Linked DNA regions of Homo sapiens: regions 2, 3 and 4 are each linked to region 1. Evidence: chromatin contacts called from ENCODE Hi-C or POLR2A ChIA-PET data. All regions are on one chromosome and are shown on one strand. The core of a region is the stretch at or near the end of the contact, and the rest is flanking DNA. Distances in the headings are between cores, read along the strand shown.

Evidence for each region. A loop is a pair of places that touch in the nucleus more often than their neighbours do. ChIA-PET counts read pairs that join two places held with the same protein, here RNA polymerase II (POLR2A). Pooled maps may share reads with other maps.
Region 2: a pooled map shows a loop between it and region 1 (5-fold over the local background). The contact joins two enhancer-like sites. A Hi-C loop is called at or near these places in 3 of 37 single-sample maps with no recorded cell type and 3 of 50 pooled maps.
Region 3: a loop to region 1 is called in a map with no recorded cell type, with 7 times the contacts of the local background. The contact joins two enhancer-like sites. A Hi-C loop is called at or near these places in 3 of 37 single-sample maps with no recorded cell type and 5 of 50 pooled maps. POLR2A ChIA-PET finds 5 or more read pairs at or near these places in 1 of 52 experiments (CD4-positive, alpha-beta memory T cell).
Region 4: a map of posterior cingulate gyrus shows a loop between it and region 1 (5-fold over the local background). The contact joins two enhancer-like sites. A Hi-C loop is called at or near these places in 2 of 168 maps with a recorded cell type or tissue (HL-60/S4 and posterior cingulate gyrus) and 7 of 50 pooled maps. POLR2A ChIA-PET finds 5 or more read pairs at or near these places in 4 of 52 experiments (CD4-positive, alpha-beta T cell, CD4-positive, alpha-beta memory T cell, CD8-positive, alpha-beta memory T cell and 1 more).

Annotation. Positions count from the first base shown.
Region 1 is chr1:185,337,136-185,340,470 of GRCh38, forward strand. All of the region lies in intron 1 of CBSLR (CBS mRNA stabilizing lncRNA), which reads left to right. Among named protein-coding and RNA genes, the nearest start is that of CBSLR, 21 kb to the left of the region's middle. Within about 2 kb of position 1,761, at least 12 of the 41 ENCODE cell types and tissues checked have a DNase peak (open chromatin) inside an H3K27ac peak, as active enhancers do.
Region 2 is chr1:184,865,552-184,868,886 of GRCh38, forward strand. The region is part of intron 5 of NIBAN1 (niban apoptosis regulator 1); the gene reads right to left. Among named protein-coding and RNA genes, the nearest start is that of NIBAN1, 110 kb to the right of the region's middle. Within about 2 kb of position 1,565, at least 10 of the 41 ENCODE cell types and tissues checked have a DNase peak (open chromatin) inside an H3K27ac peak, as active enhancers do.
Region 3 is chr1:185,692,633-185,695,967 of GRCh38, forward strand. No RefSeq gene overlaps it. Among named protein-coding and RNA genes, the nearest start is that of HMCN1, 40 kb to the right of the region's middle. RefSeq lists an enhancer at 1,516-2,017. Within about 2 kb of position 1,564, at least 10 of the 41 ENCODE cell types and tissues checked have a DNase peak (open chromatin) inside an H3K27ac peak, as active enhancers do.
Region 4 is chr1:185,672,631-185,675,965 of GRCh38, forward strand. All of the region lies in intron 1 of LOC107985239 (a long non-coding RNA gene), which reads left to right. Among named protein-coding and RNA genes, the nearest start is that of GS1-204I12.4, 28 kb to the left of the region's middle. Within about 2 kb of position 1,626, at least 3 of the 41 ENCODE cell types and tissues checked have a DNase peak (open chromatin) inside an H3K27ac peak, as active enhancers do.

The DNA of each region.
Region 1 (3,335 bases), core at 511-3,010:
GGTGTAGACCTTTCAGTTAAGTTCCTTAGACCAATAGTCTTCAAAGTTTTTGCTCTCAAAAGCTTTAAAAGACTTGTAAAACTTAGTATCTCTTTGCAGATTTTCAAGTCAACATGAACATATTGTGTAAAGGATCTATTTTATGTTGTCAACAGACAAAATTACAACAAACAGTTTAAATAGCTCAGTTGGCTGTATTGTAGTTCTAGAATTGGGCAACACTTCATTCCATAAAATATAATAAGTGTTCTGATGAGCTGAGCAGAAGGAGTTAGCTTTGTAGGCAGAGGACGGCTGAAGAAAGCAGAAACGAAGAGAGCAAAGAGGATATTAGTCATTCCACAGCTACTTTTCTGTAAGGCAGGACAGGGAAGCAGAATAATAGAAAAAAATGTGGCTCCCATCTATAATCCCAGCTACCCAGGAGGTTGAGGTGGGAGGATCACTTGAAGCCAAGAGTTCTAGGCTACAGCAAGCTACGATCATGCCACTGCACTCCAGCCTGCGTGACAGAGCAAGAACCCCTGTTAAAAAAAAAAGAAAAAAGAAAAAAGAAAAAAAGAGACAGAGAACTGATTAGTTAACATCAGGCTACTTCTTTTGTGTGTGTGTGTGTTTTTTCAAATTTACTAAGTAATGAAACAAAAGATCCAACAGTTCTTACATAGCCTTTATTTAAAAAAAGAAAAAAAGATAAATTGTCTTGAAACTACTCCTAAGTATTTTGAAAAACATTTCCTTTTAAAAGTAGCTGGCCAAGAATCCAGAAAACCTTTTCATTTTAGAGAATCTTCCTCTCTCTTGCTTTTCTGTTCTCTTACCTGATGTCAGTCATTTTGTTTTTCCTGGGCAGTCAGAAATCAGTTTTTACTTTGGAACTAAGACACTCATTTTTGGCTTTAAAAATTGTTAATTATATTGTTCGGTTTTGGGTACTATCTTTGGGTAAGTTGACAATTTCTAGGTTTTTTGTTAATTAAAAATTTTTAGTTTTACTACCTCTGTATCTACTTGCGTAAAAAAGGATAGTATCTAATTATATTTTAACTTACCACTTTTTAAAACTTTTAACTGTTTATATGTGTAAGGATTTAAGTAGAAGTTTTTCGTACTGATTGAAGATTTAAACTGGCTTGTTTGGAAAATCAGCTGTTACCTCTTTCTCCTGATTTCTCAGAAGGTCAAATAAATACTTAGTTTGAGTTTGGTAGAAGTGAACTTTAGTATGAGTGATCCCATTCTGATTTTTTATCTGGTCTGTTGAGGCCTGGTGCAGAAACTTAGTCCAAAACAATGGCCTCTTGTGATTTTTATTTAACAGTATTATCTTCGTGCTTTAAATACCTTTTCCTTAAAATCACAGAGTTTCAGATTTGTCTCAGGTCAGAAATTGTTCATAGAGCAAATTATCTGCATCAAATTACACTGGCTGTTTCTGTCAGGAAAAAGTTGACTTTATTTATTTATTTTTACTGAAAATAAATGTGATTACATGCATGTCTGTGCAACCTCACTTCTGAATGTAAGAGACACAATGTTGGGGAGGGTGGGAGAGAAAATCAGGGTAAAGGCATGGAGCCTTGCTTTGGCTTTCTTCACCTTGCCCTACCTCTCCCGAAATCTCCATTCCCTGGTCCCTCTGCTTGGTGGCCCAGAGGTGTTTACCCCTGGAGCAAGCACACAGGAAGCTTAGGTCCCAGTGGGGCTTTGCCTTCCCTTTCTTTTACAAAATGGTTGCAGGGCCTTTGGTTGCGAGAGAGGATGTGGGAAAGGGAACCACAGGCCGCTGCAGACTTCTCTTCTGTAGAGCAGTGTTATGAGAGGACACGTGGGAGCTGGGGATTTGAACATTGCTTCTGTTTAAGCTATCCATGCCTGTGAACCCTTGGAAGGTCTTTATATCCCCAGAGTTATGAGTACCCCAGTTTGAAGACCACTTCTTTAGACCCCTCCACTTACTCCAGTTGAGTCTGGGATGTGCCCACGCAGATCTGATTGCAGCTCTTAGATTAGGCCTTCATGTTTGTTGAATATTTACAATGTACCAAGTGGCTTACCTTTATAAGTTTGTCTTCCTGAAGACCTTGTTACAGATAACTCAGGTAGCAGAAGACTCAGGAGCCAGACTGGGATACTCCTAATCCCTAAATTAACTTTTGTTCCTGCCACAAAAACTTTCTTAGTTGCATAAGACATGGTCAGCTGAGCTCGTGGATTGAAAGGAGGATCTGAAAGGAAACCTCAGCGTTTGTAGACCATTTCCTGCTTGTGGTTTCCAACTTAATGAGAGAAACAGTGCCTTTTTACAGCCATATCTGTAATAGTGCCTTTTTAGGGCTGTATCTGTGCTACTGAGTCTCCCCTTGACGAAAACTTAGTCAGGCTTCTGTGACCTTGGGCAAGTCCCCCAAGTGTCCAATTTTAGCAAGAATCCTGCTGAATCAGTTTAGCCAGAATCTCCCACCTTAATATCTGATCATCCTCAAAATCTGATCAACATTCTCATCCTCCACCATCCACTACGTAACATCAGATCACCCTGACCTGCCTTCAGCAAGAATCCCATTATGTTTGTTTAACTAGAGAATCCCCTTACCCTTGATGCTTTCTCTTGGCAATTTTCCATCCACCTACTCCTGCACTGTGCTCCCTGTCTATAAATTCCCCCTTTTTCTTGTTGTACTTGGAGTTGAACCTGATCTCGTTCCCCTGATAACAAAAACCTCATTGTAATAGCGCCCGCCATCCTGCCCCGCTTGAATAGTCTTCCTTACCATCTTTAATAAGTGTCATGAATTTTTTTTTCTTTAACACTCTTGTAGGGCTTTAGATAACCTTGGAGGCAATTTCATTTACTTAGATCTGCATATTATTTTGATGTGGTAATTTATAAAACACAGACTTGGTATCTTTGTGTTGCTGTAAAGCAATACCTAAGGCAGGGTAACGTATAAAGAGGTTTATGTGGCTCACGGTGCTGCAGACAATACAAGAAGCATGGCGGCAACATTTGCTTCTGATTAGGGCCTCAAGAAACTTCCACTCATGGTGCAAGGTGAAGGGGAGCCACCATGTAGAGATAACATGGTGAGGAGGAAGCAAGAAAGAGGGAGAAGGTGTCGGGTCCTTTTCTAACAATTAGCTCTCAGGGGAACTCTTGCTGGAATTCTTGTAGTAACTGATAGAATAACTCACTACTGTGAGGATGACACCAAGCCATTTGTGAGGGATACATCTCCATGATCCAAATACCTCCCATTAGGCCCCACTCTGACGGGGGGGATCAATTTCAGTATGAGGTTTCGAGGGTCAAACATTCAAACGATAGCACTTGG
Region 2 (3,335 bases), core at 315-2,814, 470 kb before region 1:
CAGTATACCAATGTAACAAATCTGCACACGTACCCCCAAATCTAAAACAAGCTGAAAAAAAATAATTTTTAAACAAAAAGAAAGGATGCTTAATGGGTCACAGCCAACAAAACAGTGACTTAAATAATGGCATCATGCAACACATTTCACTTTGTCTGGTCAGTCTCAGTCAGAAATCTAACTGCTAAGATTGATTTTCATTAATCATCCAAATAATAAGCCAAAAATACTGTTTTATGTAAAGGAAGGCTTAAACACAAATGATAGTAGGCGATGAGGAGCATGAGAAAAAAAGTTGTAAAGCTGATGGAAAATGAAAAATAAACAAGTAACTGCACAGATAGTCAAAAAAGAAAGCAAAATCTTCCAAAGAAATTGCCTTTGCTGTTAACAAGTAAAATAGACCTTTCTCCTAAACAATCCGGAATGCTTTATTAACTATTCTTATCATTTCCAGATGCTTTTTCAAATGATGACCTACTTCCCATGCTCCTTTATTCAGTTAAAAAAAAATGAGTATGTGCTTACTACACCCCTACACTCAGTACTAATGGCTGAGATGTAATAGTAGATGGGCATAGACTTGGCTTCTAGGAACTCCTAGTTTTAGGAGTCAGATAAATAAATAGTCAATGATGACATGATGTGATTAGAACTGTGATGGAAGTAAGGACAGGTACGAGAGAAGGAAGGACAGATGAATGGACAGATAGAAGAAAATTGTGGGGCTTTCACCTACCTGAAAGATTAAGAAAGGTGTTCTGGTGGAAATGACATTTAACCTAAGGCCTTCAGAAAATCAAATTTAGGAGTCCAAAAGTGAGCTATTGGCTTAGGATTTAGTTCTAAGGGCTGAAAGATGCAGAGGGAATTGAAAATAGTGTTATAATTCTAGGATGTGTTCTTTGGAGGAAAGTTAAGAAGACACGAAATGTAATTTTAAGATGATAATGTGTAACAATCCACTTAACCCAACTGTCAGCTCCCTATAATAATATTTCAATTTCAAATCTGTTCCCTTCTCTTAAGTTATGAAATTCACATTTCCAGAGACATCTAAATTAGATCATAAGTTTCTTAGATTCCTGACCTGGTAAAAAATATACATGGTATGAAGAGAACAGTACTGTGTTCATTTAAAGCCACCAAATATGGAACTAGAAATCAGAAGAAAACCAGAGATGGCAAAATTTAGACCAATGGCAACTCACTCATCTATGCTGGTAATTTCACTACCCTTCATCCTGACCAAACCCAATCATAAATGTCAATCAGCCTATCTCAAAATTAGTGATATTTAGAACTTCACCTAGCAATTCTAGAAAGCTTTTGGCTTGCAAGGTATCTATGAAAGAAAGAGTGGAAGTTTTGCACCCCTTTCATCTAATCAAAATTCAAAATTTCTTCCCCCTTCTATTGTTATTCATTTATGAGCACAGATGTGCAAAAACCAATTCATTTTAAAGTCAAATACTAAATATGATGACTTACATCTGTACAAAAATCTGAAGTGCAGTACCGATACTAATGCGGTGACATCAGCAAGGCCAAACAGGAAGCTGAGGTATAGCCCCCATCACACACAGACACTCTCTCTCGGTCTCTCTCTCTCTCTCTCTCACACACACACACCCCTACACACAAACACACACACACACACACCCCAAAAGTGTCTCAGCTATAATATTGCATTCACTTAACGAATAGCCTTATTGCAAAACTTTGTGGTTTGTGACTAGGGTCTATTGTGCCAGGAAAAATATCTCCCTCTGTGCATGTTAAGCTTCTTCTGACAAGAAGCACTAGAAAGATACAAACCACCTATGTTCTTAGCAAGAATGACTCATTATTATTGGCACAAGGAGAATACAACTTTGTGGTAAGGCTTTTTGTTCTCAACTTGAAAATACCTAATCTGATATCCTAAAGCCTGGAGAAGAAAAAAAGAAGGATATCTTCAACTATTATCCTCCTCACTAGGGATTTAAGAAGGAAAGGACAATGGCTAAGGTGTGTGATAAGGTTACATCCTGCTTGACCCACCGTGTTTCCTGGAACAGAACCACTTGGGCTTGGGCCCGAGTTCACTTAAAGTGAGATGGAATGAGGCAAAATGATGTTCCTGATCTATTTTCTATTTCTTTTATTCCACTTATCCTGGAAAGTCAGGAGGAAATCATCCTCAAACTCTCCTCTGTTAACTGAGTGGGATAGCCTTACAAATTGAGTTTGGTTTATAAGCAATGACTGTGTTTTCGGTTTGTTTTGCCCCCAGCATCTAAGACAATGTTCTGGACACAGTAGACCCTTACCTTAATAGAGGCTCTTTTGTTCCAGCTTTTGTCTACCCCGTCACTTAAAGTGTCCCGTGTCACACAACGGGACAGTGTGGCAGTCTAATAGTTTCTAGGGAAAGGTGGGGAAGGAAAAAACAACAAATGAAGAGAAGTCTCAGTTCCTTTCTTAGCTGGTGATTGCATGAGCCATGCCCTGATCTCCCACCAGAAAGGAACTTGGCAGGGAGGGGCTTTGTCTGGTAAGATGTGAAAATGGGTGCTTTGCTTTCATTGCTCCTTCCTAACTTCCAACTTCCTTCTTTTTTACCTCCTTTTCTAAGCCTCTTAAAATAGAAATGTCCCACTAACACCCAGACGTTGTTGACTTGCAATATGATTTGTGGTCTCCAAAAGAAAATGCTAAAAAATTGTTTTAAAAAATTCAGGTCAGATCAGGACTTCCCCAACCCCCTCAGCAACAGCCAGTATGGGAATCCAGTTAACAAAAGAAAATGCTGAAAGGAAAAAAAAATAAAGGCTAAGTACTTAAAACACAAAGAACTGGTAATAGATAAGTACCATGAATTTTTCAACCCCACCCCTGCAACATATCCCACAAAATTATTCTCAGCTGTACATTTGCATAAACCAAGAAAATTCTAGCTTTGGAGAACATTTATAGAGTACACAGTTTACCACAGGAACACCCTTTTGGGTTAAGGCACAACTTCATGTTTAAAAGCAGAGAAAAGACTTAACTTCTGCATCTCAATTGTCACCTGAGTTTCAATTGATGTAGCAGCTCATGTCCCTCTCAAGTAGATATCAAGAAATTATCCATGTCAAGTTCAGTAGGAAGTGAGTATCCTCAAATCATCTGTTCCTGAATAAGGAATGAGATTAGATTTTTTTTAAAAATATCAGCTAGTCAAACACAGGGCACACAGTATGCGTTTAATAAGTACCTGCTGACTGAGAAGACACATGGTACAGTAGTTTAGAACACGGGCTTGAAGTCGGCCTGCTTGGCTTTAAAATCTTGTCCTGATCACCAGCTGT
Region 3 (3,335 bases), core at 314-2,813, 360 kb after region 1:
CAGTATACATTAATTTAAATATCATCAGTTTAGTTAACAACAGGTGTTGTTAATTTTATTCTTTTTTTCAGTTGATTAGTTATTCTTTGTGTTCAAATTCTGATTTGGTGGTAACTGGAAAGTGTTAACTCCACTACTTTTTCTTCTTGCTAGAAGAAAATTGCTAGAAGAAAAAGTTTAGTGTTTTTTTTTTTTTTTTTTTTTTTTGGTGTAAATAGCAGCATAGAGAAATAAAGCAGCAAGGGACAGAATAAAGAAATAAATGTTAGAATAAACTTTAAAATGGCAATAAAGAAATGGGAATCAGGGATAGGTTTCAAGAAAGAACCAGGGATCTTATGAGAGTTATTTATTTGAAAGGACAAAGATTGTTCTTTAAGCTGTATCAATCTCTTTTCATTTAATCTAAATCCAAAACAAATACAGATTGTATTTTGACTAAACTTTCTCCCATCACTAGATCTCAGAAAGTATTGCCTACATATGACCATTTTTTCTAATACTGTCTGTAATCTTAAAAATAATAATCATTTATGGGGTACCATATGCCAGACACCTACATAGAATACTTTATTTGGTTCTCAGCGACAGATATGATTATTATTTCACATTCTAGATAAGGAAACTGTGGTTCAGGGAGGTTAAGCAATTTGCCCAGACTCATGGCTTTGGACAGATCCAGATTCAAATCCCAAGTGTTGCTGATTCTAAACCCTATGCTCCTAACTCTTTTGTCTTATTTCCTCTTTAAAATGAGATCCCAACATTTGATAAAGTTTAAGATGTTTTCCCATTTTCACAGGCAAATTACTTAGAGCAGTGGTTCTCCAAATGTAGTCTTCAGATCAGCAGAATCAGCAACACCTAGGAATTTACTAGAAATGTTAATTTTCTGACCCAACACCAAATTTACTAAAATTAGAAACTGGGGGGTGAGGGTGGGATGGGTACAGCAATTTGCATTTTAAGGAGCCCTCCGTGTGATTCTGATGCATACAAAATTTGAGTACAACTACCTAGAAAAATGAAAAATTGAACAGCCCCTATTGCCATCTAAGCTAGTAACTGATCATCTGGCCCAACCATCCTACTTGCACTCCAGGAATCACTTCTGGATAATGTTTCTCACTCTCTCAGGTTCCTCTGCAAATCAGTCATGGTGATCTGAAAGCTTCCTACACATTTTTGTTTTGAGCCGGTGTTGCTATTTTTGCACAGGCTGGGCTGGGACTCCCAATCCTCCCGCCTCAGCCCCCTAGTAGCTGAAACTACAGGCCTGTGTCACTGCACCCGGTTCAAGGATAGATTTTTATTTGTTTGCTTTGTTTTTAGAGATAGGGTCTCTCAACGTCGCCCGGGCTATTTCTACAGATGTTGTTTTGGTTTAATATGGTGTCACATAAACTTACACTGGTTAAGTAAACAGGCAACATTTGAACTAAATTTAACTTCAATGTTTTGGTGGTCTGCAAAAGGATATTGTGCTTCTTGGTTAACATTTTCATGTTTCTCCACTTCTGCTTTCGTCCAGAACAGGAAGCGGAAGTTCTAAACTACTGCGAAGTCCTCTCTTGGTATTTCCGGCCTCGCTGAGACCAGAAAGCAGCGGAAGGGACAAATGTTTCTTGTTAGAGTCCCAATTTGATTTCTAAATCAAGGTGTACAGGATCAAAGGTCTCTTAAGTGCAGGTCCCAAACTTTGATCGTTATGTAAATAAGCAACTTGGAGCTCTCCTTCACGACTTGTAACACAGGCAGGTGACTGAGATGAGATCAATCAGAGCTGAGGAATGAGGGGAAATTCCCACCTAATAGCTGAAAGCAACAATACTTGAGTTTGTGCTTGCCTTCCCTTTCAATTTTCTAAGGTATAGGTGATCAAAATTCTTAATAAATTGAAGATTGAAGGCCTTAGAATCTGAGTAAGCTAAGAGGATATACAGTTTCCACAAATGAGTTCTTTCATTACAATAAAAAATAACAGAGGAACTTTAAGGCATTCGTTTGCTGCCAGGAATTTCAGCTGAGGTTGTGGGTTGGGGAAGAGGGTAGTTAATTTAATTAACTTCTGTTTTATGATCTCTTAAGATAAGTAAAGGCACCTGGAAGTAGAAGAAGCCGAGAGAAAAGATCGTACCATGTTTTCTATCTGTTATTTAGCTTAGATTTTCTGTTTCGATTGTTGTTTGTTTCTATAGGAAAGAATACTTATTGACAGTGAAAGAAAGCAAAAGAAATGGATTTTTTTAAAATAATGAAACTTCTAGATGAGCAAACCTGGAGGATAGTTTGTGAATTAAACAAATGTGTTTGGTGTATAATCAGGGAAACTGATAAAACCCACTCATCTAAAAAGAAGGTGAGAGTTTTCGGCTGTCACCAGGGTCTAACTTGGTAAGTCAGTCCCATTACCACATACCAATGAAGTAAAAAAAAAAAAGATTCATTCGGTTTAGAATCTTTAGAACCACTAGTCTGGTAGTGCTGTCAGGTTAAAGGATTAGTTGTTCAATATAAACCATATATTTGGACTAAAATAATCACATTAGCCTTTGTTAAATGTACTCATGATCAAGTGAGGTAACAATAGTGTTCTTCCTACTTTAGATTTAAAACTTGACATTTCTAATATGATCGATGTCTCCACTTTGCTGTCTGACATAGTACTGCTTAAACCTTCCTCAAATACTTGTATGCCATATATGTTTCTAATCTATATAAAATAATACTGATATATAAGCACTGTGTTTTCTTCTAGCTTAAAATAATAAGTCAATTTCTTGAGGATAGGTACAACTCTAACCTTAGATAAGAAGTTCTGGATTCTAAATTGAGCCCTGCTGTGAAAACTAATCTTTGCTTTAGATCTCCACCTTGTGGTTACATGTTTAAAATGTAAATTCTTGTGATTTTATGATCCTGGCTTATAGATTCTTTCAAAAAGAAAGGTAGAATGGATGAACATTGTCTGAAAATAACTTGAGACTTATGATTGGATATTTAGAAATTTATAATTCAGATTCAGTGCACTTCAGAATGTTTTCTCTCTGAGACCCTTGTTTACCACTTTTTGTTCAACTACCTTGAAAAATTAGTTTTGGGTTTCTTAAGGATTGAAGAGACTTTCAGAGACCATCTTTTGGGTTAGTGCTAGTACAGAAGGGGCTAATAGGAGGAACCTCATTAGTGTATCTTTAGTAAACTTGAATGAAGGGAACATATGGGTTTAGAACTTACAACTTCAGAACGCTGGGGAAATCTGTAAGAAATACTCCAACATTTACCTACCATCATGTGGTTTTTAAAAAAAGAAAAGAAGAACTACCCCAACGTGG
Region 4 (3,335 bases), core at 376-2,875, 340 kb after region 1:
TTTTAAGACACTTCAGGGTTGTTGTTGTGTGTTTTTTTTTTTTGTAAGCATAAATTTAAATTTCTTGATGCATCATACATGATCCTCTACATCTGGCTACTGACCACTTCTCTATATCAGTTGTCTATTGCCCTGATAACACTGTGTAACCAACAACCACAAAATCTCAAGGACATACTTAAGAAACATTTATTATTCCCTTGTCTAGGCTGGTCTGCTGTGGACTTTGCTTGATCTTGGCTGGAGTTGCTCTTATGTCTGGAGGTTGGCTGGCCTTGGCTGGTCTAGAGTAGACTTAGCTGGAATAACTGGGGCAACTTGGCTCTGCTCTATGTGTTCCTTGTCCTCTGGCTGACTAGCCTGGGCATGGTTAATGGGGATGACAGAGATGCAAGAGAGAGCATAAGCAGAAATATACAAAGTTTCTTGAGGCCTAGGTTCAGAATTGGCACATCGTCATGTTTGCTAAGTTGTATTAGCCAAAGGAAGTCCTAAGACTGGCTCAGATTCAAGGGTTCGGGAGACAGATTCTGCCTCCAATTAGGGGAACTGCAAAGTCACATGACAATGGGTTGACTACAGGAAGTGGGGGAGAATTAGAGTTTTTATTGCACTGTCCATCATATATTTCAAGAAAGCTTCCACTTTCTTCCTTCCTCAGGACAAACAAGGAACAAAGAAACTCTCCACTGAAATTTTCAAATTTCATTACGGATAATGCAAGGAAAAGGAGAAAACGTCAAAGGAACTATAATTTCAACACCCTTGTAGAGAAAATAATGTATCTATGGAGGAAAATAAGTACAGGGTACTATGAGGAAATAAACATTAGGAGAATAGAAAAGAGACATTGGGAATTAAAAATATGATGGCAAAATAAGAAATTCAGTGAAAAGTTTGGAAGACAAAATTGAGGCATTTCCTGGAAAGCAGAACAAAAGGCCAAAAAAAAAAAAAAAAAACACAAAGAACACTAAGAAATAAAAACAGTCAGTTCAAAATATTTAAATCTGATTAATAAATGTTTTAATTTCAATTTTAATTTTTTTGATACAGTTTTGCTCCTGTCACCCAGGCTGGAGTGCAATAGCGCAATCTCAGCTCACCGCAACCTCTGCTTCCTGGGTTCAAGCGATTCTCCTGCTTCAGCCTCCCAAGTAGCTGAGATTACAGGCACCTGTCATTACACCTGGCTAATTTCTGTATTTTTTAGTAGAGACAGAGTTTCACGTTTCACCATGTTGGCCAGTCTGGTCGCAAACTCCTGACATCAGGTGATCCACCTCCCTCCACCTCCCAAAGTGCTGGGATTACAGGCATGAGCCATTGCGCACGGCCCCTGATTATAAAAGTTTTAAATAAGGAAAGGCAATTATTTAAAAAATAAGAAAATGCAGATGCCCAGGGTTTGCTACTGGAGAGATCTGATTCAGAAGGTCAGTAAATTGAATTAATACATTAATTTTGTATCTTTCCTTCAGCTTCTTTGGAACACTGAATATGAAACACAAAGTAGAACTTCAGAACTGATGAACTATTATTAGAAGTGGTTTGATTTGAAAATGTGGAAGTCAATTGTGGGAAGAGGGCATAAGGATGGAGATAACTATGTTTAAAACTTATTTTGAAAGTAGACAACAGCTAACATTAGTGTTCCGTGATGACGGGAAGTGGAGACAATGCAGCTGCTAAATGAGTCCCTTTAAATATTGACATGACTGACTCTAGTGCGACATGTTTAGTAGGAAGTGGGAGAGGAAGTAAAAATAGACCAAAGCAAACATTTGCTCAAGATAGACGAAGAGCAATACATCCTCTCTGTGCCCCTCCACCCCTATGAAAACATGGCTCTAAGCTTCTGACAACTTTTTTTCTCCCGTTTCTATTGTTATGGTCATGGTCATGATTTAGCACATTCTGGTGACTTTCATATATGCTCCTCTGACCAAATTCTAGATAAATGTTTTATGTTTACATTGTCACAACTCTTCAGGAATGAAGGTTACTCTCTCCCTTCATTAGAGACCGAAAATAAATGTTCAGCAGTAGAATCTTTTTCAACATTACTTTAAAAACGCAATCTCAAGGGGTCTCAGTTTTAAAGATTATGGAATTATGTATAGACTCCTACAAAATAAATGGGAGAAGTGGAGGCAACTGCTTAGGTTCCTGAGGACAGATATTGTTTTTCTGAAAGTTTTAGTTAATTGAAGCAACAGTCAGTAAGATCTGATGCAGTTGGACGATAGCTCTGTTCTCTACTGTGTCTTTCATGCATGATGTGGACAAAAATTCCTGTAGAGAAATTGAAAAACAGAGGAATGAACAGAACATGAAAGAAGTTTCTTTTATCTCTCTTTTAATAAGTGAAAATAATGGGCTATGAAAGTTAACTCACTCAAACTATATAGGATGTTAGGCAACAATTTTTCTATGTAAAGTAACTGAATTCATTGCATCTCAGTTTCTGTTGTCTGAGAAAATATTCCTAGAGGCATGTCAGGTAGGATTTGTAGAAAGATGGTAAACACTTTAAGAAGGGTCCACTTATTTCTCTCTGTCTCTTCTCATTGTGCTGAGTAGATGCATTTAGAATTAGATTGCATTAAAAATTTTTAAATGGTAGGCATTCATTGAGCGAAATGATAAAAATTCTTATTCTCTACTTAACTTTCTGCTTCATTCTTATTTAAACTGCACATTTTATTTAAAACTAAGTACCTAAAAATGAACAATGTGCTGGTGAGTGTATCCGTTCTTCTGCCTAAGCACACCTTGGTAAGGAATGATAGTAATAAACCCTGAGAATATATGGGAAGTGCTGTTCTAAAATGAAATCATAAAACTTACACAAAATGACAAGCAGGCAGCTTGAAGGAGAGGGAAATGGTTCTGAAATATGGGCAGAATTCTGGCTTACATCTTGGCACTTTCAGGAGTTGCAGTATGGAAGAAAAAGCAGAGTTCATGTGAATTATTTGAATTTTGCTAACTGGGATAGGCTGGGGAAGGTGTGTCATAGTCAGATTAATAGCATAGGCTTTGAAACTTGACCAGCTTGGGTTTGAATTGTAATAGGCTCTACCCTTCTAGAGCTGGTGTAAATAAAGTGCTTAGCACAGTGTAGCATGCAGCAAGTGCTGAATAAATGGTACCTCTATTCACAAGGGAGCAGATACCGACGTGAAGTAATCTGATGTTAACTGGTAGAGTTCTCCTGTCATCCACCCTCAGCATCTCATTTCACAGTATATGAAGTGCCATCTTAAGTTTTAATTTCTTCACATCTTAAAGCCTTTTTAATCTTCCAAAAGTCAATTTTAAAAGGCTCTGGA